Regions from separate parts of the Mus musculus genome. Here all the other regions are linked to region 4. A link is a loop called in an ENCODE intact Hi-C map of the cell type or tissue named here. Cell type or tissue: heart. All regions are shown on one strand. Each heading gives the region's core, and the rest is flanking DNA. Links, peaks and the distances in the headings are about the cores only.

Evidence for each region. Peaks named below come from ENCODE experiments on the same cell type or tissue, not always from the same donor. Only the 100,000 strongest peaks of a DNase experiment are listed, where the experiment ranks them.
Region 1: a loop joins it to region 4, with 4 times the contacts of the local background. A loop is called at or near these places in 5 of 42 quality-filtered maps.
Region 2: it touches region 4 in a loop (2.2-fold over the local background); 5 of 42 quality-filtered maps call a loop at or near these places.
Region 3: it touches region 4 in a loop (2.6-fold over the local background); 4 of 42 quality-filtered maps call a loop at or near these places.
Region 5: it touches region 4 in a loop (3-fold over the local background); 23 of 42 quality-filtered maps call a loop at or near these places.
Region 6: it touches region 4 in a loop (8-fold over the local background); 38 of 42 quality-filtered maps call a loop at or near these places.

The regions. Positions count from the first base shown.
Region 1 is chr9:57,315,507-57,320,362 of GRCm38, forward strand. All of the region lies in intron 1 of Gm39343 (a long non-coding RNA gene), which reads left to right. Among named protein-coding and RNA genes, the nearest start is that of Gm39343, 8.4 kb to the left of the region's middle. In heart, for the core only: no CTCF peak of the experiment used is centred there; a DNase peak (open chromatin) is centred at 2,235; H3K27ac peaks cover 298 bases.
Region 2 is chr9:57,514,469-57,519,324 of GRCm38, forward strand. It overlaps a transcript of Cox5a not described here. Among named protein-coding and RNA genes, the nearest start is that of Cox5a, 4.3 kb to the right of the region's middle. In heart, for the core only: a CTCF peak has its summit at 2,850 (motif pointing left); no DNase peak of the experiment used is centred there.
Region 3 is chr9:57,207,301-57,212,156 of GRCm38, forward strand. No RefSeq gene overlaps it. Among named protein-coding and RNA genes, the nearest start is that of Gm46115, 6.5 kb to the left of the region's middle. In heart, for the core only: CTCF peaks have their summits at 2,178 (motif pointing right) and 3,745 (motif pointing left); no DNase peak of the experiment used is centred there.
Region 4 is chr9:57,257,767-57,262,622 of GRCm38, forward strand. It overlaps 1700017B05Rik (RIKEN cDNA 1700017B05 gene), which reads right to left and starts at 4,833. Exons shown (of 3, transcript NM_028820.2): 1 at 4,663-4,833; 2 at 1-1,374. The coding sequence starts at 1,323. In heart, for the core only: a CTCF peak has its summit at 2,132 (motif pointing right); DNase peaks (open chromatin) are centred at 2,145, 3,285 and 3,855; H3K4me3 peaks cover 2,048 bases; H3K27ac peaks cover 1,749 bases.
Region 5 is chr9:57,349,321-57,354,176 of GRCm38, forward strand. No RefSeq gene overlaps it. Among named protein-coding and RNA genes, the nearest start is that of 4930430J02Rik, 39 kb to the right of the region's middle. In heart, for the core only: a CTCF peak has its summit at 2,167 (motif pointing left); no DNase peak of the experiment used is centred there.
Region 6 is chr9:57,431,521-57,436,376 of GRCm38, forward strand. Ppcdc (phosphopantothenoylcysteine decarboxylase) reads right to left here. Exons shown (of 7, transcript NM_176831.5): 3 at 3,383-3,565. The coding sequence starts at 3,517. Among named protein-coding and RNA genes, the nearest start is that of Ppcdc, 6.2 kb to the right of the region's middle. In heart, for the core only: no CTCF peak of the experiment used is centred there; DNase peaks (open chromatin) are centred at 1,051, 1,961 and 3,086; H3K27ac peaks cover 2,472 bases.

The DNA of each region.
Region 1 (4,856 bases), core at 267-4,266, 58 kb after region 4:
GGTTCCTGCCCTGCTTGAATTCCTGTCCTGATTTCCTTTGATTGATGGTCTGTCATATGGAAATGTAAGCCATATAAATCCTTTGCTCCCCGACTTGGTTTTGGTCATAGTGTTTCATCGAAGCAAAATAAACTAATTTAGGCAGCCACTGTGCCTAGATATTATTTTAAACTTCTGAATTGTTACTGTTCTTGTAAATGAAAGGAAATAAAACTGTAATTCATGTAATGTATGTTAAATAGCCCAAAGAGTTGTTTCTGAGCTTTGAAACCTGGGGCTGAGAACATAGCAGAACAGACCAGGACATGCAAGCCCATCGCCTCCCTAGCTCCCACCCCTCTGACCTAAGTTAAATGTTACAGGCTGCTGATGTTTAAATGGACCAATCATGTGAAACCGCGCCAATTCCTCCCCCAGCCCCACTCCTTTTCTATAAAAACCCCTAGCTTCCAAGCCTCGTGGTCGAATCCACTGTCTCCTGTTATGTGAGATACGTTTCGACCCGGAGCTCCGCCATTAAAAAACCTCTTGTTGTTACATCAAGGTGTTGTGTTCTATTCGTGATTCTTGGGTGCACGCCGAATCGGGAGCTGAGTGGGGGTTTCCCCACTGAGTTCTTTCATAAATCCTTACTTTATGATGTTGTCTATGAGCCTTTTAATGCTCTGACCATCATGTGGCTGATAGCAGGCTTGTGACGAAATGATCTTAAACCCAGAATACACTGCAAAAGCAAGCTGGAGTGTGCTAAGGAGGTTCAAGCTTAATAGACTGCAAGTTGTCCTTTGACACCACACCTCTCCCTGACCCCAAATGAATGCAATAAAAAAATTAAAAAGCAGCCAGGTTTCAGTAGAATATAGGAAAAAAAAAATAAAGTGGAGCATTGAACATTTCCATGGTAACAGTCCAGGTCATCTTGGCCTGGCTGGGACATCATCTCAGGATCTATTTTGCCTCATTGAAATCAGAAATTCTTCGTTGTGGTGGCACATGCCTTTCATCCCAGCACTTGGGAGGTAGAGGCAAGGTAGAACTCTGTGAGTTTAAGACCAGCCTGGTCTACACAGTGAGTTCCAGGATAGCCAACGCTTCACAGAGAAACCCCTGACCCCCGCATCTTGAGCTACAGTTTCAAGCTTTCACCTAAGGAGATGGCTAGCAATATTACCAACATGACAAAATGTATTGGGTAAACTCAAGTGGATTATTTGAGATTCTCAACTCTCCATCGGTCAAGAATCTGACAGGGAAGCAATCTTCTTGAAACACAGCAAAGTTGTGGGTTGCTCTGTGCATCAGCTGTGTTCAGTGTTAATATGTTAATATGGCATTCAGTATGTTAAGGAAGGAAATGCCTGGCAGGAAAGGGTGACAGAATAAAGCTGGAAAGGCTTTAGATACTAATCTGACTGCAGGTGCAAAGCAAAGGAGGTTGGTCCTTTCACCTGCCAGGTTCTTGCCCACCCTACTCCAAGATCAGAACAGGCAGATATTCAGGTTGCAAACTGGAGGTACTTTATTGTTAATTCCTGAGTAGCCCAAGAACCTGTACAGCTCTGAGAAGTATTAGTTCAACGCTCCCAAAAACATCAGAAGCCATCAAAAGCCATCCTTGGCAGAGCAGGTCTGCAGGTCTGAGAAGGGTTACAGTTTTCCAAGCTTCTGGAAGAGACCTCTGAAGTGAAGTGATGAGTGGTCTACATCTGCCAGCTGGAAAGTGGATCAGGAAGGGATTCCTGTCATCGACCAAGCTATAGAGCCTTGGAGGCTGGGGAAGGAAAAGATCCCCTCTGGGAATCCTGTGGCCAATGACCATTCCTCCACTGAATTCTCAGGCGCTGTGTGTGTCCTCCACCACCGAAGCTCAGATTTACAGGATGCCATCTGGGGCAAGATTAGCTTAATGTGGACATTCAAATAGGGTGAAGAACTGGACCAATCAGCAAAGAGCAGTCAAGCCTGGCAGAGGCTGAGAAGAATTTTGAGCCCAGCAAAATATCTATAGATTTATAATCATGTCCTCAGGTTTGTCTCTTTAAAAACTTCATTTATTAAAATGTTTCAGCAATTCCCTAGAAGCTCCCTGCCACTCCCCTGCATCATTCTTTGTTAGTGTGTCAGCGCGGGTGCTTTCCGTGTTTGAAGCTGCCAGGGGGTGGAAAGCTCTATATCGAGGAAGGAAACTGCAGTTCCTCATTTGATTTGGACCAGCTTTCATGGGACAGGACATATCGTTCTCCAGCACACATTCCTCCTCCTGTTGATGCGATGCGGAGAGTCCCACTGAATGCCAGCATGTATCAGGAAACACCGCCGGAAGGGACAAAAGTGGCTTCAGTCCTAGGAGTGGACAACCAGCCATGACCTTCAGGACACTAAGGAGGAGCTGACTCAGATAAAATTAAAAAGCAGATTCTCTGTTGAACACGCTGGAAAAATTGACAAAGAGCACAGCACACAGTAGAGATAAGGATAAGCCACAAGAAGAGCTCTCACGCAGCAATTTCCTCCAAGGTAAAGCTGTCCGTCTTGGAGCGAAGCTCAGGGAGACACAGATTGCTCTCAAGAGAGATGAAACCTTCCACCCTGTGGGGAAGCCCATTAAGCTCACTGAACAACTCAAAATAGCTTCAGGAAGTTCCTGAAATGGATTGGATTCACTAGACCTCCCTCCCCAAGCATCCAGGAAACTGTAAGGACTGCTCAGAGACTCTCCCAGACTAGTGGGACTGCCTGGAAGAGGCTCAGACCAATGGGGGCACCTAAAAGGACACTGTCCAACCCAGTGAGCTGTCAATCATGCTGGGGTGAGCTCTGGGGATACAGCTGCCTTAGAATCATTCCTGCTCCTGCAAGGAACCCCTCACCCATATACATTTCTGCCAGTAACGACGGTAATACTCAACGGTTCCCCACATTGCACTAAAATGGCATTCTTGGTTTTGTTTCTTTGTCAGTTCCTATATGGGGAGAGTTGACATTTCTTCAGTCTCCCAGGAATAGTGTCACACATTGATAGGTTATTTCTCCGCAAGTAGTAAAATGAGCTAATTCAAGATAGATTAGATTATACTTATTGGAATTATATTTATCAGGTTTATTGGGTAGCTGCTCTCAGGTGGGTAAGTTTACTGGCCCCAAGCCTGAAGTCAGGGAAGTCACCATGGGGAGAGAGAAATGAGAAGAGGGAGAGAAAGTGCTTAGACACAGAGAGAGAAGAGAGAGAAGGAGGAGAAAGGAGGAGAGAGAGGAAGAGACCAAAACATTTAGTTTACATAGGGAAGAGCCTCTGGGGGAAGGGCAGCCCAGCCCCTGGGCTGGACAGTTCAGGGTTGGGGGCAGGGTATGCCAGATAGCACCTGAGGGATGCTGGGAGAACCTGGAGGCCAGGTCTGCTTTGATGTGTAAAATATGCATGTCAGCCCCTTGTCTTGGGTTTCCAAAACCAAACACAGGAGAGCAAAGCAGCGCCTCTGTGAGGAAAGATCAGACTAGCGTGCAGGCAGAGCCTGAAGCAGGCACAGATGACCTTCCTGAGGAAGAAGACCAACGGCATGATGGTAATGAAAAAGGGTGACCAGCTGTGTTGATCAGAGATGACCAAAAAGAGATGGAAGATGCCCTCTTCTGGGCATTGGGCATGTACAAGCTATATATACATGCAGACAGGCAAAACACTGTTGTGGTCTGACCCCATCCCCCCAAAATAGCTGTGACCATTTTGTTCCATGTCTGTCAGCTATTTCATATTATTGCTGTAACATGCCTGCCAGTCATTGACACAGAGAAGTGACTTGGCTCAAGGACATGCTGACCACATTTCCTGTTTTGTTCTGTATATTCTGAATGTTCTGTATGAGGTTTGATAATCTTATGAAATTCCGCAAAGCCTTATGTAGGACCCATCAAATCAAAGGTCAAGATGAACTGTTATATTGGGCTGGTGAAATGGCTCAATGGTTAAGAGCGCCAACTGTTCTTCCTAAGGTCCTGAGTTTAAATCCCAGCAACCACATGGTGGCTCACAACCATCTGTAATGAGATCTGACTCCCTCTTCTGGAGTGTCTGAAGACAGCTACAGTGTACTTACATATAATAAATAAATATTATTTAAAAAATGAACTGTTATATCTAAAATATCTTGAGTCAGAGCTGACCACTGGGCAGCCATTCCTGCACCTACATATGAGCTCACTATAGTTTTTGTGGCTGACACTGAAGAATGCTACTAATAAGCCAAACATTTATGATTATAATAGTCATGCTCTGTTATCTCAATGTTCTGAAATTCTCCTGTTCACAACTTATCTACCAACCCCCTTACCTTACTCAGGACCAATCAGCCTAAAGGTTGGCTGATAACACTTTGCCTAGAAAGCCAACTGCTCCCCTCCTTGACCTTTAAACTTTTGAAAGTGATTTTTCCTATAAAAAGTCTACTTTGAGAGCAGACTAATTGTTAAGAATTGACTGGTTGGGTGAAGGTGTTGGGTTTTGTTGACAAAAATACTAAAGCTGTTATTGTATAGCTGTTCAAAGAATTAAAGGAAAGTATGAAGACAGTAATTTAACATATAGGAACTCAATAAAACAAAACCAGAAATTTAAATGGAAAATCTAAAGCTCAAGAGCACAATTGAAAATGTAGGATTCAGAGCTGGAGAGATGGCTCAGTGGTTAAGAGCACTGACTGCTCTTCCAGAGGTCCTGAGTTCAATTCCCAGTAACCACATGGTGACTCACAACCATCTGTAATGGGATCTGATGCACTCTTCTAGTGTTTCTGAAGACAGCTGCAGTGTACTCATATAAATTAAATTAAATAAACAAATCTTTAAAAAAAAGAAAAGCA
Region 2 (4,856 bases), core at 418-4,417, 260 kb after region 4:
CATCCCTACACGGAGGGTTTATTTGCTGGGTTGTGTTAGCAGGTATTTCTGGTGTGTCAATCAGAGAGGCTTTAGAAAAATTTAGCTTGTGATACTTCTTCTCTGGGCTTCAGCCTTCTTAGCTGCAAAATAAATCCCGGATCACTGAAGGAAGAAAGCAGATGATAACACTAGGCTATCTTGGCTCTTTTAAAAGTTTGCCTGAGGACTTGGCAAGATGGCTCATTGGGGGATGGTGTTAGCATCCAAGCCTAAAGACCTTGGTCCATCCCTGGACCCTGATGGTGGGAAGAGAGAACTGATTACCTCCGTCTGTGCTCTGACCTCCATTCACTCCACACCATGCACATGCCCACCCCAATACAAAGCAAATGGAATTTTTAAAAATTGAGGGGGCTGGAGAGGTGGCTCAGAGGTTAAGAGCACTGACTGCTTTTCCAGAGGTCCTGAGCTCAATTCCCAGCAACAACCTGGTGGCTCACAACCATCTGTAATGGGATCTGATGCCCTCTTCTGGTGTGTCTGAAGACAGCTACAGTGTATTCATAAAAATAAAATAAAAAATAAATCTTTTTTTAAAAAATGAAACATGTCTTGCTATATAGCCATAGCTATCCTGTAACTCAATATATAGAGCAGGCTGTCCTTGAATTCACAGATTTCCACCTGTCTCTGGCTCCTAAATGCTGGGATTAAAGGCATAATCCACCATTCTTAGCTTAATTTTAAAATAAGTATCAGGAGCTGGAGAAATGGCTCAGTGGTTAAGAGCACCAACTGCTTTTCCAAATCTCAGCAACCACATGGTGGCTATAACCATCCATAACAAAATCTGATGCCCTCTTCTGGAGTGTCTGAAGATAGCTACAGTGTACTTACATATAATAAATAAATCTTTAAAAAAAAAAAAGCCAGATGTGGTGGTGCACGCCTTTAATCCCAGTGCTCGGGAGGCAGAGGCAGGCAGATTTCTGAGTTCGAGGCCAGCCTGGTCTACAAGGTGAGTTCCAGGACAGCCAGGGCTATACAGAGAAACCCTGTCTTGAAAAAAAAACATAAATAAATAAGTAAATAAATAAATAAGTATCAGATAATAAGTATTATCTGAGGTGTTGTTTAAAAATACAAGTAGCCTTGGTTGAATCCAAACGATTGGGATTTAGTTCTCTCAGGAGTAGGGATAAGGTGTAGTTTAGTGGCAAAGTACTCGCTTAGATGTGAGGTCCTGGAATTTGGTTCCCACTACTGAAAAACAACAACAACAAAACTAAGTCTACTCAGAAAGACCTGGGAATATGCATGTTAACAAAACCTCAGTTGATTATTCTCTGAGTAATAGAGTTGTGTTTACATTGGCAAGAGAGATAGCATTAAATCACCTTTCAACCGAATTTAGCAGTTCACATTTGAAATATAAACATTTATTGTGTGGTTAGGAGAATGTGAGTTCAGGTCTCCGAGGGGGCCAGGGGCATCAGATGCCCAGGAGCTGGAATTACATATAGTTTTGTGAGCTGCCTGGCCTGGGTGCTGGGAACTGAGCCCAAGTTTTCCAGAAGAGTAGTGCATGCCCTTAAACATGTCTTCAGCCCTGAGTTTTTCTTTTAAACATTAAAAAACATATATTTGAGCCGGGCATGGTGGTGCACGCCTTTAATCCCAGCACTCGGGAGGCAGAGGCAGGCGGATTTCTGAGTTCGAGGCTAGCATGGTCTACAGAGTGAGTTCCAGGACAGCCAGGGCTACACAGAGAAACCCTGTCTCGAAAAACCAAAAAAAAACAAAAAACAAAAACAAAAAACAAAACAAACAGACAAACAAACATATATTTGAGTATGTATGTATGTGCACCTGTATGCAGGTGCCTACAGAGACCAGAAGATAGCATCTGAGGTCCTGAAGCCGAAGCTGCAGGTGGTTGTAAACCATCCGATGTGGGTGTACAGAGCCAAACTCAGCCAGCTCTCTTCTCTGCAGAACCGTGTCTTTTCAAATCCTAATAAAATTGTTCTCTAGCTTAAAACAAGTTTTCTTTTTTTCTTTTTTACTTTTTCTTCTTCTTTTTTTGTTTTTTTTTTTTTTGGGGGGGGGTGTTCGAGACAGGGTTTCCTCGCTGTCCTGGAACTCACTCTGTAGACCAGGCTGGCCTCGAACTCAGAAATCCATCTGCCTCTGCCTCCCAAGTGCTGGGATTAAAGGCATGTGCCACCACCGCCTGGCTAAAACAAGTTTTCTTGTCAGGGATGGGACAGACCTGTCCGTATACCTGTAATCTCAGCACTAAAGTGACTATAAAGCAGGAGGATTGGGAATTCAAAGCTAATCTAGGCAACAGAGCAATACCCTGTTTTTAAAAGCAAATGAAACGGGCCAGCAAGATGGCTCACCGGGTAAAGGCACTTGCCACCATGCTGACAACCAGAATTCAATCCCTGCAGTTCACATAGTGGAGGGAGAAAGCCACCTCCTCCAAGTTGCCTCTCATCTCCCCACTCTTGCCATGGTACACACATGCCCACGCGTGCGCACGCACGCACACACACACACACACACACACACACATTTTTAAAACCCCACAATCTATAAGGATAATTTTTTTAATCCCTTTTCTTCACTTCCAGCTCTTTTTGTTTGTTTTTTCAGTCTTGTGGTGGTGGTGGTGGTGGTGGTAGTGGTAGGTTTGGTGGTTTTATTTTGTTTGCTGTTCTGGGATTGGATCTAGGGCCTCATATCTGCTAAGCAAGCAGCCTTGTCATGGAAGACACCACCTGCCCTCACTTACAATTTGATACACATTTCCGGAGAAAAATTCATTGTTGTAGAACAGCTCTCAGCTGCCCTCTACAGGTCATTTTGGGAGAGACAGGCTCTGAGCTCAAGGAGAGGGAAGAAAAACCTTGTGTGTTTGTGGTGTGTGTGTGTACACAAAGCTAGGTGCTCTAAGTCCTGTGTCTGAGTGGAAGCTGAGGGAGTAGAATTGGTTCAGACAGCACATCACTACAGAGACCCGGCTTTCATGTAAACGTGCCTCTATATACTTATATGGATAGTGCAACCTTCATACTAGAGCAGCTGTTTTGGTAAGCAGTCTCTCAGAAAGTTAAACGCTTGCTGCACGGCTCATATAATGTTTTAGATGTATGTCCAGAAGAACTGAAAACATCTCCCCCCGCACACACACACACACACACACACACACACACACACACACACACACAAAATGTGTACATGACTGCTTCCAAATGTGCTGGTGGACCATCCAGAACAATGTTAAGTGACAGCGGTAATATATTCTTGTCTTGCCTCTGGCTTTCAAGCTAAAAGCTCTCAGGATCTGTAACCATGAAAATTATGCTGACACACAGAATTGAAATAGATCAGAACATATTAAAGCGTAAGCGTGAATATTCAGAACACTATTCATAAGAGCTCCACAATGGAAATAGCCAGCTGACCATCAGAGGAGGGAAGTTTTGGGCCAGCAAGACAACTCAGTGGAAAAGGTAATTGCTTCCGGATCTAATGATCTGGGTTTGATCCTACCCCCAACCTCTCCACCTAGCCCCACCCTCACCCCCTCATCTACCCACTCTCCACGAAAGGAAGAAGAGGGCTGACTGAAAGTTGTCCTATGACCTCCATGCATGCTGTGACACCCCTCCCCTTTATGAATAAATGTAATTTAATTTTTTTCAGCTGGTATGGTGATATAATACCAAGGGGAGGAATTAGTACAGATTGATTTTATGTTATGGGCTAAATAGTGTTCCTCCAAAATTCCTATGTAGAAATCCTACTTAGTACCATAGTATGTGGCAGCATCTATAGATAGGACTTTAAAGAGGTAGAGGTAGTTAAGACTGGGTGTAGTGATACATGTCTTCAATCCCAGCCCTTAGAGAGACTGAGAATAACTGAAGTTGGAGGTCTCCCTGGGTGATACAGGGAGACCCTGGATCAAAGGGAGAGAAAAAATAAGACCAAAACAAAAACAAAAAACAAAAAACCCAAAAAACCAAAGACCACATTATATGAGTCCTTTTATGTGAAATATCCACAGAAGGCAAGCCTTTTGCTGTGTGTGGTAGCACAGGCCTGGAATCCCATCTTACTTGGGAAGGTGAGAGGCAGGTGAAAAGTCTGACAGGGCTACAGAGTAAGTTCAAGGCCAGCTTGGACAATGTAGTGAGACCCTGTCTCAGTAAAAATAAGTGTACAGAGCTGAAGGTACAGCTTAGAGTCGACATGCTTCCCCAAGACTCGGGGAGGGATAAAAGGAAACATACAAGCAATCAAAGGGCCGGAGAGATGACTTAGCTGCTCTTGAAATGGACCAGAGTTCTGTTCCCAGCGCCCACCTGGCATCAGATCGCAACCATCTGCTTCCCCAGTCCTGGGGATCTGATGCCCTCTTTTGACATGTTGGGTGTGCATGTGGTACATATGTATAAGACAGACAAAACACTCCTACACATCAAATCATTTCTTGTTTTGTTTGGGTTTTGGGGCTTTTGGTTTGGTATAGTTTTTCAAGACAGGTTTTCTCTGTGTAGCCACGGCTGTCCTGGAACTCTCTCAGACTCAGAGATCTGCCTGCCTCTGCCTCCCAAGTGCTAGGATTAAAGGTGTGCACTGTCCACCCTCAAGCCCAGCAAAATAAAAAAACTTTATAAAGCTATAGTAGCAGAAAGGCAGTCAGAAGTTCCTTCAATGGGTGGGGGTGGGGATAACCATTCTTGGACTGAAAGTTCTGGAACTAGAAAGTTGTGATGATTACACCCATGGCTATAATAAACATCAACTGAGTCTGTATCTTTAAAAAGGCAAGTGTTACTTGTGAGTTAAATCATTCTAAA
Region 3 (4,856 bases), core at 314-4,313, 51 kb before region 4:
CCTTTATCAGGATCTTTTCCCATAAGTTCATGGCTATATCTGCCACATATGGATTAACCTTCCTACCTGATCTTCCAGTCCTATACATTTTTTTTTTTTTTTTTGGTTTTTCGAGGCCCTGGCTGTCCTGGAACTCACTTTGTAGACCAGGCTGGCCTCGAACTCAGAAATCCGCCTGCCTCTGTCTCCCGAGTGCTGGGATCAAAGGCGTGTGCCACCACGTCCGGCACACTTTTTTTTAAGATTTATTTATTATATCTAACTACACTGTAGCTGTCTTCAGACACTCCAGAAGAGGGCACCAGATCTCATTACAGATGTTGTGAGCCACCATGTGGTTGCTGGGAATTGAACTCAGGACCTTTGTAAGAGCAGTCAGTGCTCTTAACTGCTGAGCCATCTCTCCAGCCCCCCAGTCCTATACATTTAATCAATTTTAGAGTTTGTATTACCTGAGACAATTTCCCAATCCCTAGTTACTGTGCAGATACCTTTTGAAGTGGCCAAGCTGGATTCCAGGGATCTTGTGAAATTATTATTACATCTGTTCCAGTTGTCCACTAGACCTTCAATCTCAATTCCATCTAATTGTTACTACAATTTTGGTCTCTCATCATTTATAGCAGTTTGCCGAAATACCTGTTGTCTAGTACTTGAATCCTCTTGTTTTATCTGTTGTAGCTACACCATCTTGATTGAATGGTTTAGTTAAGTTTGGAGCAGCACTGTCTGTCATAGTAGGTTTTAATTTTTCCAGTCGCTTTCTCAGTCTCTCCTTGGCTGATAGGGAACAAATGGCTCTTGTTTTTTGTTGGGGCCCAAGCAAAGCCCCTTAGACAGTTTTCTGACCATAAGGAATTGCCTCTAATATCTCTGGATGAACTACATTCATAAGCGTTGTGTGCCCATCTTCTGCATCTTTTACATATTCCAGGGTTATCATTTTTAAAAAATTTGTTTATTATAAAATGTGAGTACACTGTCTGCAGGCACATCAGAAGAGGGCATCAGATCCCATTACAGATGGTTGTGAGCCACCATGTGGTTGCTGGGAATTGAACTCAGGACCTCTGGAACAGCAGTCAGTGCTCTTAACCTCTGTGCCATCTCTCCAGCCCCCTAGGGACATTCATTAGAGAAAAATGTATCCTGTTTGCTCACAGTCCTTTAGGAGCTGGCTTGGTTCTCCACAGCCATAGCATTGGACAGCCTGAGCTCTCATATCTTCTGCCATTGTCTGTCCATCCACAACTAAATTGTAAGCATTACATCCAATATCTGAAGTAGTTTTAATCCACTCATAAATAGGTACAGATCGGGTACCAGAGATGGCTCAGTGGTTAAGAGCACTGACTGCCCTTCCGAAGTTCCTGAGTTCAAATCCCAGCAACCACATGGTGGTGGCTCACAACCATCTGTAATGAGATCTGACACCCTCTTCTGGTGTGTCTGAAGACAGCTACAGTGTACTTACATATATATAATAATAATAAAATAAATCTTTAAAAAATTGGTACAGATCTGGCTCTTAAAGATCTAACAGTCTTTTTGCATTCAGCATTAGCTTTCTCAGAAGCAAAAGACTCAATTATTTCTCTAGCATCTGTATCTGATATTGCTCTATTTAGAGCTGAAGTTAATCTTTGTTTTTTTTAAAAAAAAAAAGAAGTCAGCCAAAGGGTTTGTCTGAACCCTGGGTTATCTTTGTAAATGATCCAGATCATTTTCCCTTGTTCAACCTTGTCCCAAGCATTTAAATGACATTACTTTAAGGTGGCATCAAAAAAAACATAATTTGTACTCTAGTTCAGAATATTAACCTCCACCTAGCAACTGATCCTTGACAATATTAATATCTCTAGTTTGATTCTGTTGCTCCATAACTGAAGCCTCATCTGTCTACCATGTCAGCCACCGTAGTTGAGGGCCAGGTTCTAACATGGATGACATCAAATCTCTCTAATCTTTTGGAATTATACAATTTTTGCATGGCCCAGTTATTATCTGTTTCACGTAGGGTGAATGCATGCTATAAGACATTATTGCTTCATTAAGTCTTTTTAAGTCTAGTATTTCTATAGGCTGCCAGCAGCCAAATACTTCAAGCCAGTATGATTTCTCTCTCCTGGAGCTACTTCTCTTACAGTAACTGGAAAATTAGTTGTGGGTTTTCTAATGGGCCATCCTGTAGGTGGCGCCGTGGGCTCAAGATTGGATTTGTCTGAAGGTTTCTTTATTCTTATCTACAGGATCCTCTAATCTCTGTTCTATCACTTTTAATCTGGAATTCCATTTCTCAATCTTCTCCTTATCAAAGTCTGCTTTATTCTGATCTTTCCTTAAAGAGAGCATTGAAAATTGTGGTCATTACCAAACATATATTTCTATGCTGATATATGAAATAAAATTATACCGGGTCCACTTGCCCTCTGCCATTGTATATTCCACATCTTAACAAAATATATTTTCAGTTTTAATCTAATTCTCTCCTTCCTTCAGAGACTTGACTTTATTATTCTCAAACTAAATATTTCCCTTATTTCAACAGCAAAGTACACTTCTAACTGTTTCTACTTGTTTCTTTTACTGCTTTCAAACTTAATCCATTACCAGTTCAGAAGCTTGAGCCTGCAGCTTCTCAGTCAGACAGCAAATTCCTGAAAGTTCTCTCTCCGTGGGGCAGCAAGCTCCTCAAGCTAGCAGACACACCTTCTCACAATAACCGCAGTAAGTATTTAATTAACGCTTGCTTCCAATTTGGTTCAAAATTTTGGAACTGGTCTTTCTATCACAAATTTAACAGTTCTCTTCCCCCTTTCCTACTATACATACTTATGTGTGTACATGTATATGTATTATTTTATATATATAGTATATTACATATGTGTATTATATATACATAAATGTATAATATATGTATATTTTGAAGTATTTTGTATATTGCATATATTGTGTGTGTGTGTGTGTGTGTGTGTGTGTGTGTGTGTGTGTGTGTGTGTGTGTTTGGAGAAGGACATAGATCAGGTCACATGGGCTTCGCCCTCAGGATTCCAACTCTTGATAATGAGCAGTTAAGCAGTTCTCATAACCTTTAGGACAAAGATACATTGTATAACAATTTATGGCTCATCTTAAGTTACCAAAGACCAGTTTTCCTAGTAGATTTAGCAGCTGAAGTATTAATAATACTTTTCTGCGATGGTATAATTATAGTTTAGTAGCCCACTACAGTGTGTGTACAGATAATCTTAGTTTGCTATAACATGCCATGTATGTTATTTGGATTCAATTTTTTTTTTTAGAAAAATAATTTTTAAAAAAGAGTAAGTATGAGGGGGAAAGTTTTTTTTGAGGATTTATTTTTGGTTAAAAAGGGTTAACAAAGAGATGGCTCAATGGTTAAGAGCACTGACTGCTCTTCTAGAGGTCCTGAGTTCAATTCCCAGCAACCACATGGTGGCTCACAACCATCTGTAATGGTGTTTGATGCCCTCTTCTGGAGTGTCTGAAGACAGCTACAGAACTTATATACATAAAATAAATAAATGAATCTTTTTTTTTAAAGGGGTTAATGAGAATATTTTGGATAGCAGTGGATTTTGTGTGATTAAAAAAAAGGGGGGGGGGCTGGCAAGATGGTTCAGCGGGTAAGAGCACTGACTGCTCTTCTGAAGGTCCTGAGTTCAAATCCCAGCAACCACATGGTGGCTCACAACCATCCATAATGAGATCTGGCGCCCTCTTCTGGAGTGTCTTAAGACAGCTACAGTGTACTTACATATAATTAATAAATAAATCTTTAAGAAAAAAAAAGATATTGTCCTAAGAATGAAAAATAACAGATGTCAACAAGACCATGAAAGCCTGAAGCCAGCTCACAGGTCTAAGTTACACAGGTTTATGGGATATGACATAAGGCTGGTGTGTGTTTGATGACTGAGATTTAACAAAGTCTGACCTGAAGATGTATGTCTAATTTAGCTGTAGACGCAGAGCAGAGAAACTCCATTTGGTTGCTAGGCCACCATCTTAGTACCTAATGACTCTTAGTACCTAAAGACTCAAAGTTCCAGGAGGATGAGTTAGCTCCCAGAAAACAACCCTGACTTAGTGCCCCCCACCCAGGAACACAAAGTGTCAACCACCTACCCTGTGGTGAGAAGACTATGGCCGCCTTTGGCTTCTATAACTTACTTATGCTGACACCCAAGGATCCTTTGGGGTTGCCCTGACAGAGCAGGCTTGTTTGCTTGAGTAGGTAGATATTGATGGTCTTCTTGTGGTTTTGCCTTTTAAAACCGTTCCCCATACCTCTCTCTCCTTTACGACATGCCTGAGACTTGGTTTTACGACTGTTGTCCTGCCAGCATCGAATCAATAAATCTTTTAAGTTAGGATTGGATTGAGTCTGTGGTCTTTTTCCCAGGGATCTCAGACTCCACAACAAACCATTTGGAGAAAGTGGGTTATAACAAAAAAAAAAAAAAAAAAAAAAAAAAGAGCACTAGGGAAACCAGGAATGTTAAACTCGGGAGGAGGGGGCCTCATCAACAGAGGGGATTCCCTGGAAAGCTGGGAATGGGTGTAGTTTATCTTTGCTATCTGTAGAGCCAGGTCTCATTTGAATCCCCAAACTATTATGTTTATCCCAGACTCTTCTGAGTCCTGAGTATTCTTTTTCAGTCAATAGGACCCATTCTTATGAGAGAGGTCCCTTGTACTTTGCAAAACAGTTGACTATGTTTGTCCCAGACCCTTCCTTATCCTGAACATTGTTCCCAGTGGGTTCAACCCATCTTCATGGAAGAAGTCCCAGGGACTGTGCAAAAGAGTTGTCAGTGAAGCTATGCCTTGTT
Region 4 (4,856 bases), core at 408-4,407:
GGGCAGCCACATCTTCTCTTGAGCTTCTGGAGTTGGCTTCTCTGCAGGTCTCACAGGCTCAGAGCAGGGTTGGCTGGCTGGCAAAGGCTGGCATGCTCGCTGGAAGGCACCGGGCTGTGGCACAGGCTGCACACTGTTCTGGGAATGGGAAGGCGGTGTTCCCCCAAGCCCCGGGGATGCCCCATAGAGAGAGAGGTCATCCCTGGCATAAGGAAAACCCAGAGTTTGGGGAACAAAGTCCAGTGGGCACCTTGGAGCAAGAGGGGGCTCCAGTTTGAGCCCTGGTGATGGTGCTGGGAGGGGTGCAGAGGAGTAGGAATAACTGTCTATCCCAAGAGGGGGCATGTACGGAGCCTGGGGTGCCTGTTGCCTCAGGTAAGGGCTGCCCAGCCCCCCAGCTTGGTACGCAGCCCCCTTGTGGGCTCCTAGAGGTGGCAGTGGGAGCAACGAGCCATAGCTTCCCTGCTTTTCTGGATGACAAGATGGAGGGCAAGGCAGGGCCTGTGGCGGTGGGGGCAGTGGATAGTGGGCTGCCACTGCATCCTGGCAAGGTGGCCCTAGGGGCTGTGCAAGTTGAGTCCAAGGACTGGAGGGCCCCTCAGACATTGCTTGCTTTGCATCCCCAGGATAAGGACTGGTGTACTTGGAAGCCAGGAAACCTGTGCTTTGGATAGTTCGATACTTCTCCAAGAATGCCTGGCACGGGGAAAAAGGCAGGGAAGAGTCCTTGCCAGGTCCCCCAGATGGTAGTCCTCGCAAGAACGTCCCATCCAGGGGCTGGCCCTTGCCAGGAGCTGTAGCTAGAGGACAGGGTGGGTCAGCAGAAGGCAGCAGGGGCCCTGTCACCAGGGTCCAGTCACCATCCAATGATCTCTTTGTTCCCCCATCTCCGAGGCAAGTGGAGAGTCCGTAACACAAAGGGTTGCGGTAGACAGGCTTGGGCGCGGCCAGGGGCGGGCCTGGGTACGCATGAGCCTGGGGACCGAAGGGCAGCAGCTCACTTGAGTCTTGTATCTTTTCAGAGCCTTCTGTCGGGGGACGGTAGAGCAGGCAGTTTGTCAGTAGGTTGTCACCCCGGAGTGGGGATCCTGCCACACCAGTGGGGTACAAAGATGGATATGGGGTCCAGGATGCCAACCGCTCAGATCCTGCCTTCGAAGTACCCCCTATGGGGCAGGAGAAATATGCACCTTTGTAATTGCAGGAGTCCTGGCTGCTAGCAGAAAGGGGCAGGCTGTGTCCTGGCCCTGGGTCTGGCTCCAGGCGAGGCAGCTTGCCATACATCATAGGCCCCAGAGGCCCTAGGGGCCGCTTCTCTGCCATTACTATGAAGGTGTCAAGCTCTCCTGAACCCCTGCTACTTGACTTGCTGACCTGGAAGAGAGGAGAGGCCAAGATAGTTAGAACACAGGCCACTCTGACTTGTTGTCATCCGAGACCCTGGCTCTTAGTATTACTCAGCTGAGACTCCGTGCAGAAGTGACACTTGCACAGGTTTCTGACCCTACTTTTTGTTTCTGGTTGTAGGTTTGTTGTTGTTATTGTAGCTATATAAGGCTGGCCTCAAAAACTTGCAAAAGATCCATCTGCCTCTGCTTCCGGAGTGCTGGGATTAGAGGCGTTCACCACCACCTAGTTATAGCTGTAGTTTTTAAGGTATAGAACCCAAGTGAACAAGTATGTGTGCTGTGGCCGTACATACAAGTCTACACTCCACCGTAAGAACCATGTACTAGGGTAAGTCTACACTCCACCATAAGAACCATGTACTAGGGGCCTTGGGGTTCTGGGCAATGCTGGAGTGTCAGCTGCCTTGGCTTTCCTAGGAAAGAGGAATCTATCCCAAAGTCACTAATGAAAGGGATAGGACAAGAAGTTCCTACTCCAAGATGTCACAGGTCTTAAAAAAAAAAACAAAAACAAAAACAAAAAATAAACCTGCCAAGACATGAAATCCCAGCACTGCCTACAAATTCTAGTTTCTTCTAACACTTTATTGATCTGCTTGTCTTACCCAAATCCAGAACCTCAAAGCCAGGTCCCCAGAACCAAACTAGTCTTGATTGGACAGGGCAGTCCCTCTTAAGAGGTGTCTGGGTAACCAAGTAAGGTCAGCTCGCAGCAGGGTCAAAGCTGACCACCAGATGGCGCTGAGGTGCCAACAGGAAGGTCCTTGGCTTAAGGAAGGAGTGTCATCGCCAAGCCTTGTGAACATGATAAATGTGTGTGTACACCAGGGGAGGTGGAAGGCAAGAATCCTAGCTGGCAACTACTTCCACAGTGCTTTAGTGATGGGCAGACTAAGTGCTGGGAGAAACACACACACACACACACACACACTCTCTCTCTCTCTCTCTCTCTCTCTCTCTCTCCCTGGTGCTGTTCCCATTTCCTTCTTTCCTTTCTTCTTCTCTCCCTCTTTCTTTCTTCCTTCCTTTCTTTCTCTCTCCCTTTTTCTTCCTTCCTTTCTTTCTCATGTTTCCTTAATAAATCTAGGTTCTACTTGAAAGAAAAGAATACAGCACAGAGGGAAGTCCAAAGAAGGGTAAGGACCAATGTCCAGTTATCACAGGCACTTTCGTTAAGAAACAGGCATCCCCAATGGCTTATGGGTGGCTCCCTCTGAGGTTTCTCAGTTGGGGTTATCAATGGCCCTCCTCTCCCTCCCCCAGTGAGCACTCCTACCCCCTAAAACTCCCAGTGGCTTAGAAAAGGGTAAATGGGATCAATATTCCTATAAGTAGGTCACAGGTAAAGTGTCACACACTTCTGTCACCAGCAAGCAGGGACCACCTTTCTCCTCCTTTCTGAACAGTGGTCATGACTATAGGGGCTCAGCTAGACCAGCAAGGTGACAAGAAAATGTAAAGGGTGGTAATATGGTCTAGGGAAGGCCCCATCCTGCACTGCTCCATACTTATATGGTTGGTTTTGCTTTATTTTATTTTCTCATTGGGTCTCCCTGTTTCTCCATCTGGAACCCACTATGCAGACCAAAATGGCCTTGAAAGAGATCTACCCGACTCTGCACCACAAGACTCACATGGCTCAGAAGGTACCAAGCCCACTCTATCCTTGGGGAGGTCTGGGTTAATTAAGGGCTGGCTTTGGTCTCACCTCCACCAATGCTCCTTGGGACCTGCTCTAACCACCCCTCTCAAGAGTCCGTCTCTCCAGGGCTCAGCCCAACCCGTGCCCTTTGGCCCTGGAGACTTCCTGAGAACCAGACCCCTGGGACCCTCAGGAGTCTTTGTAGGAGGAGTGAGGGCGCCAAAAAGCCAACCCAAGACTCTGAAAGGTGAGGCGGTGACGTAATGCCCGGCCAGTAGGATGGAAAGCTCCCTCGGTAGAGGCCACCCCCACTGAGAGAGTAGCCAAAAAGAAGGTGCCTTGTTTCCGGATACCAAAGTAGCCTAAGGCGCTTGGGGAAGGTAGGGCCAACAGGTGATCCTACCGTGAAGATGTCCAAGTTCTGCCAGTTCTTAGAGGAGTTCTAACCTCAGCCAGAACCCAGGGCAGGGTCAAGCGCCTACACTCCTGCTTTTCCACGAGGGAGACAGACAACTCCGTGGGTCCATTTCCACGTCACATCCTTGGGGCCTCATGAAGAGCGCGATCCCAGCCAAGTTGAGGCCCGCATCAGTATTCTCTCCGCTCTAACAGATACCAGTCTTCTAAAAACTTTGCGTGCTGAGGTTCTGAGCACTCACTCAACGTGGAGCAGCCCACACTTCTCAGTTTGAGAGAAAGGGTCTCCCCGGATGCTCCGCTCCTAATTTCCCTCTCCCGGCCCCGCCCGTGACCCTCGTGCCAGTGGCTCACAGCCAGCCGGCTTCAGTAGGGAACTGGCGCCCCACCGCCACACCAGGCTTCCGGGTGTCCCCAAGCCTCTCTCTCCGCGCCTCTGCAACGCACGTGCACCCCGGCAGGCTGACACACAGACTGCCGTGGGCCACGCATGCAAAGCTGTTCCTACACGTACATGCATGGCCCGAATCTGCACACATGCCCCCCACTGCCCAACGGTGCCCTTCCTTAGCTCACGTAAACGTGTAAAAAAGTCAGGAGATTCGCACTGGGAACCCCACGGATCGATGCCCGCAGACTGCACTGAGGTCCAGAAGGCTGGGGGGCTGGGGGGGGGGCGGCCTCAAAGTCTGGGCAGCCACCTCCTTCGGGACGATCCCGCCAGCTTGGGCTGTGGCCAGAGAGTGAGTCAAGCAGTGGCTAGGAAACCGCAGGCGGTCCTGTTCCAACAGGGTTCGTCCACGGCCCCGCGGCACCTCAGCGCCCGCCGCCACCAATCCCAACCCCCCACCGCCACCCCGAATCGGCGCCCGGCAATCCGCGTGAGCCTGGCCCCGCGAGAGGCCCGAGGGATCCGCCTGACTCTTCGCCAGCCCTAACGCCCAGGCAGTGCTGTGGCTCCGGAGCTCTACCAGGCCCAGGGAGCATCCAAGTCCTGGCAAAGTCTGGGCAGCGGTATGACTGGGCCCCGTAGTCTGACCGCCCGAAGCCTCAGCACCTGGGCCCCGGTCCCCGCGCTCCGTCCTGGGGCTGGCCGGTAGGGGCGCCCTGGGGCAGGGCCACCCGCCCCTTGCCCACGCGCCGCCCGCAAACTCGGCCCAAGTTTCCGCGCCTGCCGGGTAGGCGAGCTCCTACCTTCAGAGCACCAGGCTTCTAGCGGCCGCCACCCGGAGCAGCCGCGGCATCTTTCAGCGCCGCCTAGGCTGCGGGTCCCTGTCCCGCCGGCCTTGCGCGGGAAGTCGCGGCAGGCAGCTAGCCCAGAGAGACGTTCCGCGCGACCGTTCGTGCTGCCGCTGGGCGCCGTTTGTGGTCCCGAGCGGGGCGGGGCG
Region 5 (4,856 bases), core at 507-4,506, 92 kb after region 4:
GGAGCCTGGGAAAAGTTCCATCCTGTTTATAAAATTATACAAATCTCTAGAGAGGCCTTTGGTGGTGTTTGTTTGTTTGTTTGTTTGTTTGTTTGTTTTAAAGATTAGTCTCAGGTGTGAACAAAACTGTATCAGACTCTGGTGCAAGACAGGTGTTGATAAAGATCTTGGCATATGAAAATGCAAATTAGACCATCAAACCTGCAGGCAGCACCCATGGATGAGTGCATAAAGGATATAATCAGTTGGTTCTAACTTGTACCATGCTAACATCATCTGTCAAGATATAGCTAGAGATCGCTAATATCAAAGTTCCTGGTGCTTCAATTGAAGAAAATATGACCATTTGCAAAGAGAAACTCTGACCAAAACACTAAAGGTTTGAGGACTCAAAATGCCCAGTACTTTGCCCTGGAAAAGTAAACAAGCCATTCCTAGCAGCAATTTCTAACTATAAGCCAGAAAGAAGGCCTAGGCTTCCAGAGGTGTGCAGCCAATGTGGCAAGGGCAGCCATTGGACTGATGAGTGTAGGTCCAAGAGAGTCATCCAAGGTAATTTCTTGCTATCAGGAAGCAAATGGGGGACATAGTGTGGGGACCTGCAGCAAAACGTAGGAGCCATTTCCAACAGCAGCAGCTAAGAGGCACTGAATTATAGAAAATCTTTGGAATTAAATCAGCCTATATACTATAAGGATGTATTAATATCAGAATGGAAGCTTGTGAAAGTTTTGTGTTGGAAATTCAGGTTTGTTTATATTTCCATAGGAAAGGAAAAGCTGAGGATACCATCAAAACTACTAAGGATTAGAATTCAGTAGGAAAGCTCACCAGAAAACCCTGGCCACTGATCTGGAAATGCCTCTATTTATAATTTCTTGCTAAACACAGCACAATGAAAGGCTTAAAACGGAAGAGGGGTAATGTAGTGAGAATTTTGGTTTCTTTAACTAACACAGGAATATTATAAGAATATGTTTTCATTTTAATCCCAGTTATGGGATATGGAGTTGCTTCAGACTGTCCACAGCAGTTGATGACGATTTGCCTCGAGTTCTTGCAGGGGTGTGATGTTTGGAATTCTGGGAAATTTTCAGAGGGTATATATATATATATATATATATATATATATATATATATATATATCCTAGAGCCTCAAGAGGCAGGGTTAGTGGTGGTAGGTTAGTGGTTGTGGTTTGTTAAGTAGTCATGCACAAAGAAGAAACAACAAGAAGAAATTAGCTATCCTGATGGTGAAGATCAAACTTGTCCCCCAAAACACTCTTAGTTGGCAGGAAGTAGTCCAATGATAATGTCATTCCTCTTTTACTCTACTCTTTTTGCTCTCTTATCTAATGTTAGGGGGTTGAAAGGATGGAATAAAGAAGAACCCATAAAGTAGCAAATGAGCAGCTATAGGGCTGATAAATGGTTGCATATGCACTGTAAACATATAGAATTCTTTACTGTCATTACTCCCTAACCATAGTATAACAGCTATACACATAGTGTAAATGAGGGCCCAGTGAAACCAGTGAACTAGACCCAGTCCATGGATGGAAAGAAAGGTTTACTGGGAAATCATATTACTAAGGCCATGGGTTGGGGTAGAGAGAAGAGCAAAACAGTATAAAAGCATGCAGATTTTGATTCAACAGGCAAGTCTTTGAGTTGTTGGGACTGACCAGGAACTAAATACCCTTGTCTGTGATAGTTGACCTTTGGGGCTGATTAAAGGGAACCCTGGTAAACAGAAACCCACTTTATAAGATTCACTTTTCTGGTAAACAGAAACCCACCTTTAAGATTGTTTATCTCATAACAACCCTGTTAGACCAAGTCCTTTTGTTTAGGACACTGTCACCAGCACTGCAACTTAGAGAGGTGGAGCAAAACCTAACATATAGTGTTTAGATCATGTTAGGTATTATAGGCAGTCTAGAGGGGTGGGGCTAAACCTAACACACAGTGTTAAGATCATGTTAGAATTATAGGCAATCTAGAAAGGAGTCACAATTATACAGGAGGCAGGTTATATGCCAATACTATCCTATTTTAGACTAATCACGGTATCTATAGGGATTTCAAGCTGCTCCTTTAGTGATTGGGGAACAATTTAAAGGTCCTCCCTTGAAAAAAAAAAGGGGTAAATGACAACGCTACCCTCTTCTGGCATTCATAGGTATTGCATAAACATGGTATACAACATACATGCAGGCAAAACACTGTTGTGCATATAACTAATTAATTAGTTTAAAAAGGTAAGTTCTACAATCCAAGACCTCAAAAGCCTGAAAATTCTATTTCAATATACAAAGTATTCAGAGGATGCAAGAGGAGTTTGCAGCCCTCATGGTGCCTAAAAGCAGCAACAGTATTTACAAGTGAAGTTAGGGTTTCCATTGCTGTGCAGGCACACCATGACCAAGTCAAGTCTTATAAAGAACAATATTTAATTGAGGCTGTCTTACAGGTTCAGAGGATCTGTCTATTATCAAGGCTGGAGCATGGCAGGATCCAGGCAGATGTAGGGCTGGAGGAACCAAAAGTTCTATGTCTTGATCCAAAGGCAGACAGGAGGAGACTGTCTCCCACATGGCTAGGAGGAGGATCTCAAAGCCCATGCCCACAGTGACACACCTACTCCAGCAAGGTCACACTTCCTAATAGTGCAACTCCCTGGGCCAAGCATATTCAAACCACCACATTCCACTCCTTGGCCCCCATAGGCTTGTTTAAACACATGAATCTATAGGAGCCATGCCCAGACATAGCATAATGCAAAATATATTTATTCTAATTTCAAAGTTCCCCATAGTCTATCACAGTCTTAACAGTGTTAAAATTCCAAAGTTCAAAGTCTCTTCTGAGATACATCCAATCACTTAGCTGCAATCCCCTATATAATAAAAATAGAAATGTAGATCATATACTTCCAACATCACAGGATATATATTAGCATTCCAAAATGTTATAGTGAGGCAACACTGGACCAAAGGAAGACCAAAAACTAGCTAGGCAAACTCCAAACTCAGCATCTCCATGTCTACTGTCCAATTCCTCTCTGCTTTGTTGGCTGCAGCACAATTCTCTTTGGGGACTCCACTCCATGTTAGCAGCTTTCTTCAGCAGATATCCCATAGCTCTGGCATCTCAAACATCTTGGGGTCTCCAAAGCAACTTCAACGTTACAGATTTTTTTGTTGCAATGTCTGAGATTCACACATAGTCTTCTGGGCTTCTCCAAAGGACTTACATCACTTCTCCAGCTCTGCCCTCTGTAGCACTCTAGGTCCTGGTTGACTCCACTTCCCTGCTGCTGCTGTTCTTGGTTGTCATCCCATGGTACTGGTATCTCCAATACACTGGAGTCTTCCACTGCAACTAGGCTTCACCAATAGCCTCTCATAGACTCACTTCATGGTGCCAGGCTGAGCAAGTGCAGAACATATTGCCATTTGAACAGGAAGAACTGGCTTCTTTGTGGTACCAGGTCTGCAGACAAGATCTTGCAGCTTTAGTTTTTAGTCTGGTTGGTACATTGGTTTCCTTATCTGATGGACACTTGGTGTTCAGTCATCAACATAGAATATACACCTCTTTGCGCAGCTATCAATATTTCTAATGCCATCTTACTTTGTTGGACTCTCTTCCACATTGGGTGATTTGATAGTTAATCCTCGCTGTCAAGTTGACTAGATTTAAAGGAGGCTGATATGGCTGTCTCCTGAGAGGCCCTGCTAGAGCCTTACAAATACAGAGGTAGATGCTTGCAGCCAACCATTGGCCTGAGCGAGGGGTCCCCAATAGAGGAGTTAGAGAAAGGACTGAAGGAGTTGAAGGGGTTTGCAACGGCATAGGAAGAACAACAATATCAACGACACCCCCCTCCCCCAGAAAGCTCCCAGAGACTAAGCCATAAACCAATGAGTGCACATGGCTCCAGCTGTATATGTAGCAGAGGATGGCCTCATCAGGCATCAATGAGAGGAGAGGACCTTGGTCCTATGAAGGCTTGATAGATGCCCCAGTGTAGGGGAATTGAGGGCAGAGAGGTGGGGGTGGGTGGGTGGGTAGGTGGAGAAACACCCTCATAGAAGCAGGAGGAGGGAGGATGGGATAGGGGATGTGATGGTTTGTATATTCTTGAGCCAGGAAATGGCACCATTTAGAGGTGTGGCCTTGTTGGAATAGGTGTGACCCGGTTGAAGTAGGTGTGTCACTGTGGGTGTGGGCTTAAGATCCTCAGCCTAGTTGCCTGGAAGTCAGTCTTCCACTAGCAGCCTTTGGATGAAGATGTAGAACTCTCAGCTCCTCCTGTGCCATGCCTGCCTGGTTACTGCCATGCTCCCACCTTGATGATAATGGACTGAACCTCTGAACCTGTAAGCCAGCCCCAATTAAATGTTGTTTTTATAAGACTTGCCTTGGTCATGGTGTCTGTTCACAGCAGTAAAACCCTAACAAAGATAGGGGGTTTCCAGGAGTGGGGGGAACCAGTAAAGGGGATAACACTTGAAATGTAAATAAAGAAAATATCCAATTAAAAAAGAAAAAAGAAAGAAAAAAGAATCACATAAGAGACACTTCTGGGTATATCTGTGAGAACATTTCCAGAGAGTTTCACTGAGGATGGAAAATCCAACCTGAATGTGGGTGACTGGGCACCACCTGAACACAAGGACAGAGCAAGTGGAGCTCAGTGGTTATCTCCCTCTGTTTCTAACTGCAAGTGGTCCTCCCTTCTCCCTAGGGTAACTGGCCACCATCCCATGAGGGTAAAGGGAACAGAGTCGACGAATGGGGTTTCAGACAGCCCATAGTGTGACTGAGATGACAGACTTATCTCTGGGATC
Region 6 (4,856 bases), core at 272-4,271, 170 kb after region 4:
CTGAAATCATCAACAATACTTACTACAGTGGGCATCCTCGTACTCGGGTGAGCTTTTGCAACCATGGGATTTAACTCTGTGAGTGAAGTGAAGGCTATTGAGCGTTTACACTTTTTCTATATATTGACAAGCTGTCTGGAGAGGCAGAATTTATTTCATATACCTATGAGCAAGGTCCTCCTTTCTCGTTTTCAGCCCCAAGTGTCTTGATAGATATGCTAGAAACTTATCTTTCTTGTAAACCCAAGGACTACCACAACTCCTTCTGTGGGGGATGTTCCCTTTGGTGTTCAGTCCTGCTCCCACTTGCCCTGAAAAGCAACTATGGTGTCTGTCTTGTTTCCACCACACTGGTCTGAAAGGTTCAAGCCGGACTTCCTGCCAAGGTGTAAAATCTGAGTTGACAACCTGGATGGCATTGCTGTCCAAGTACATGACAATTAAAGATTTGCAAAACATCCTCCTGGGTGACCTCTGTCCTGGTCCCTTTTGCTGTCACATCTAGAATCTTCTAACACCAGTGCCAAAGAGATGCTCAGGAGAGACCCCTTGTCTACCTGCCTCCTCTTCACTGCGTGGATAACTAAGGCTGAGAAAGGAAACACAAACAGAAGTAAACTTGCTCAGGGTCCCAGGGTTGTGAAACCTCTATGCCTCCTCCTTCTTGTCTGTTTTCAAGACTGGCCTCACACTGGATATGTAGCTGAGGATGGCCTTGAACTGCCAAGTCTCCCGCTTCTGTCTCCCCTGTGCTAGTACTACAGGCTTGCACTAGCACACTTGGTTTGACGTGGGCTGGAGATCACAATTTCCAGGCCTCTGTCCCTAGCAGCACGCAGTCAACCACCAGAGCCACATTTCTATTCCTGCAGCTGAGGCTGACCCTTAAATCCTCACCCCCTGGTCCCAATGCTCGGCTTACAGGTGGGTTACAGTAAGAACTGTCCCTCCCGGTCCTGTAGGCACACTCCTCTGCCTCACAAAAAGGCTCCTGGACTCCTTTGCAGGTGACTTTATGTATACGGTCATCAGCTAAGGCCAGCACTTATCCCCGCCTCACTCTGATCTCTCTGGCCTACCTGTGGTGTGATGGCACAGCCTCCAGGTCTGAGGCTCTCCCAGGACACCCACACATGCTGCCACACTAGCTGTATGTGTGTAGAATGGCTAGCTACCCACAACCCACGCCCAGGTGCTTACTGCCCATTCATAAGCTGACTGTCCTCAAGTGAACTGGGGGAAACCTTGTTCACATGAATGATTGCCCCAGCAAAGAGCTGAGGGTGACTGCTCCAAGGGACCAAGACCCTGATATAAAAGGGGCATTGGGAAGCCCAGTCCCCCAGGGGAGCAACTGAAGGGAGGAGTACGGAGAAGGGAGAGAAGTGTCCATCAGACAAGCTACAGGCTACGCCCACAGGGCATTACAACACCTCGGAGCCCTACAGGACAAAGCTTGGTTCAGCTAGCGGCCGACCTGCAGAATGACGGCCTGGGGACCCTCACAAATGCAAAGGTTGTCATTCCAGGGGCTTCTCCCGTGCTGGTGTTTCAGCAGTCTCAGTACCTCAAGCCGTGTGCTGGCCCAGAGGCCCTTACATATAGCAGAAGAGAAGTGCCAGGCAGGAAACACACACTGTTAAGTGCTCCCACGTGTCAAGCCCTGTGCCAAGTTGCTGTCTAACTGTGCCATCTGCCCTCCATCTCCACACCTGGGGGATGGGCAGGAGGAATCATCCCTACTTGGAAACAAGAAAGGCCAGCTCTCCAGAGTAAAGGGAAGGAGAGGCCTCCACAGGTCAGTGCCCTCTGGCTGCCTCACTTGGGCTCCAACCCTAGCCAGAGAAAGAACGGGCCAAGGCCTGTTCCAGACACAGCCTGTCCTCCCTCCCAGGGGCCCAGGCTAAAAAAGCCTGGGGTAGGTGGAGCCACTACTCTGCAGGCAGTCCTTTCCTCACACCCCCACACATGCGTGGGCTAGGAGGAAGTGGTGGTGTTGCCATTCCCTTGTGCTCTGAGGCTGCCCATCTGTGTCCTGGGATAGGACTCCCTACCCCCATCCTCCTACCCGGAAACTCACTTGCTCTGGGGCTATGGGAAAACGAACTGTTTGAGAGACTCTCTCCCCAGGGGGCAGTGACAACGTCAAAACCCCTCTCCAGGCCTTCTGCCTTCCAGGCTCTATCTGATCAGCTTCTGCCAACAGCTCTGGGGCACATGAAGCAGAGGGCAGCCATGAGAGTCTCCCTTCTCCTGACTGTGGCACGGTTGGCATCTTCATCACTTATTTTAGCCTGCGGGCAGGGAGGGACTTAAAGAGAGGAGGTTCATTCTCAGTAGAAGTTTATAGAAAGAAAAAAAACAAGCCTTTCCAGTCCCAGACTGGAAGGACCCACAGCAGTCATCTGTGTGAGAGAAGCGCCCTCTGTTGGACATGCAGGATACAGCCACCTAGGTAGCCCCACCTCGGGGGCTATTCAGACACAAGGAAGGAAAAGCAACTTCGGCTGTGTCTTAATGTGTGCTCCCACAAAACTAGTGCTAGATTAACTAACACAAGCAGTGACCAACGCAGCCTCTGGACTATGTCAAATGAGTTTAAATGGAAATAAAACCACCCAGGCTGGAACAGGCAGAGAAGATGTGTGTGAGTGGAGGGTTTGTACAGATTTGAAAAGTGAAGAGAAAGAGCAGTTATATGCAGGAGCCAACCCACAGCAGTGGTCATTGGATGGAACACAGGAACAACAGGAGGCTACGCAGACCCACAGAGGATTCTGGGGAAGGGAAGCATCTACCTGCTGGAGCTGGTCATAGTTCAGTCTTGGAATTTCTGCTCCTGCATCCTCATATATAAAATTAGTCAACGTTGAGGTGGCCTAGCCAAGAACAGAGGGTGAAAAAAAAAAAAATCTCCCATCCCATCACACAGGAGTGGCTTCTGGAGTATCTAAGAACACTGGAAGGAGTTAGGTTTGAAACAAGAGGTACAAGCAGTGAGCAGCCCCTGGGGCTTTCGGTGTGTTAGAAACAAGCAAGGTATCTAACAAGGAGAGAGAGCTGAGCCTCAGAGCTCAGGGAGGAACAAGAGCGGGAGTGGGGGAGCATGGAGTGCTGAGACCCTTCTGCCCTTCAGACCACAGGCTGTCACGGGCCCTCAGGGTCAGTGTGTGGGGTCACACCCTGCCTACACCATCTCACTTAATCTAGCTCCTGCTTATCTTATACACTAGTCTGTCTCCTGTGTGCCTCACTCACCAGCACACACAGAGGATCTCCTTCTATACAGACCAGGATTAAGGGGAAAGAAAATCCCATGCCCTGCAGACGCAGGACTCCTTAGTGCCAGAAGCCACTGCACTCATCTTGAGAAGATACTCACCCCAGGAACGTCCAACAGCTTAGATACCAGGAGAGGCAGCTTCAGAGCGGCCACGCTGCCAGTGACGCCCACAAGAACACGGAACTTCCTCTCCTCTGAGGGGACGGCGGCTGGGCATGGGGCCTTTGGTTCCATGTGAGGTCTGGTGGCTTTCTGGGGGCTGAGGAAGCCTGGGTCTAGAATCTAAAAGAGAAGAAAGGGCATCCTCTTCATTCAGTCACAGAACAAGGGGCATGTGGCATGCCCTAGGCCATCTAAATGCCGGAGTTGCTGTGGGCTTTAAAAGTCCCAGCTTCTGGGAGCACGCGGTATGATGACCAAGTCAGGCCTCCTCTCCATACACTGCTCTAAGAGCCATACCTATGCCATGGCTGCCCAGGGACTGTCTCAGAGACCGTGTCACATAAAGGTACCGTTCAGGCTGAGTCTGAAGGATGAGCACTTTTTCAGGCAAGAAGAAATGACTTCAAATGGAATAACCCTGCAAAGTGCAGAGGTCTGAAGGAGAATGGCATGGCAGAGAACACGGTGTCAGTTATGAGAGACGCTGAAGAGTCCCGAGGAGGGGTAGGAGGGACCAGCCGGGCTGCATGGTCCCTCAGATCTGGGCCAGAATATCAAGGGAGGTGAGAACCTGGTGCTTTGTTGTGAGAAAGCAATGTCGGTGCTGGTGATGTGTGAGAGGGCCGAGACCGGGGGGAGTTACTGGGGTGTGCCTGGCTGGCTGGCTGGTGAAGCAGACAGAGAGGACAAGGTACTTGGATGCCAGTGGATTGGAACCACAGGCAAGGAGAATTCGTCTGGAGCCAGCTCTGTAGCCTGTCCCATCCTTGTGCACCAGGCTGAGTTCCAAAACACAAACTGACTTCTAAGAGTCAAATACGACGCAGTGGGCCACTCCACAGGAGCAGCTGACTGGGTTCCTCCTCCGGCTGATGCTCACATCAGAACCTCTACCCTGGAGGCTGGGCCAGCACACCTCGCTCCATCAGCCACAGTCACTGAGAACCAAACCCTGAGCAGAGAAGTGTGGAAGACAGCACTGCTGCTTTTAGGGACTCTGTGGATGTCGGGATGGCCCTTTTCTCCATGGAACCTTTTCAATGATCTCTCGCGGTTTAGACGTCAGGCCTTTGCCTTTGCTTCTTCCTCTACCAGCAATCTCCCTAAGGATGACCAGATTAACCACCACCCACCTCTTACCTCACCATCACGGCCCTGATTATCTGCTGGATGAATAAACAGTACACAGTACCTGCCCTGGGAAGCAAGAGTCCCGGGTCCTGTCCAAGGCTGTACTCCTGACCTGGTGTGTGATCTTGCGTCAGGATCATTCCCTCCCCCAAACCCTTTACTTATATGAAAGGCATAGGAACAGTTGATTTCTGAAGCCTCATCCAGTGCAGCGTGAATCAATGCAAAAGATGGTGCTAAGTGGCTCTTTCTATGAAAGGTCAAGGTCAGCCACGGGAGG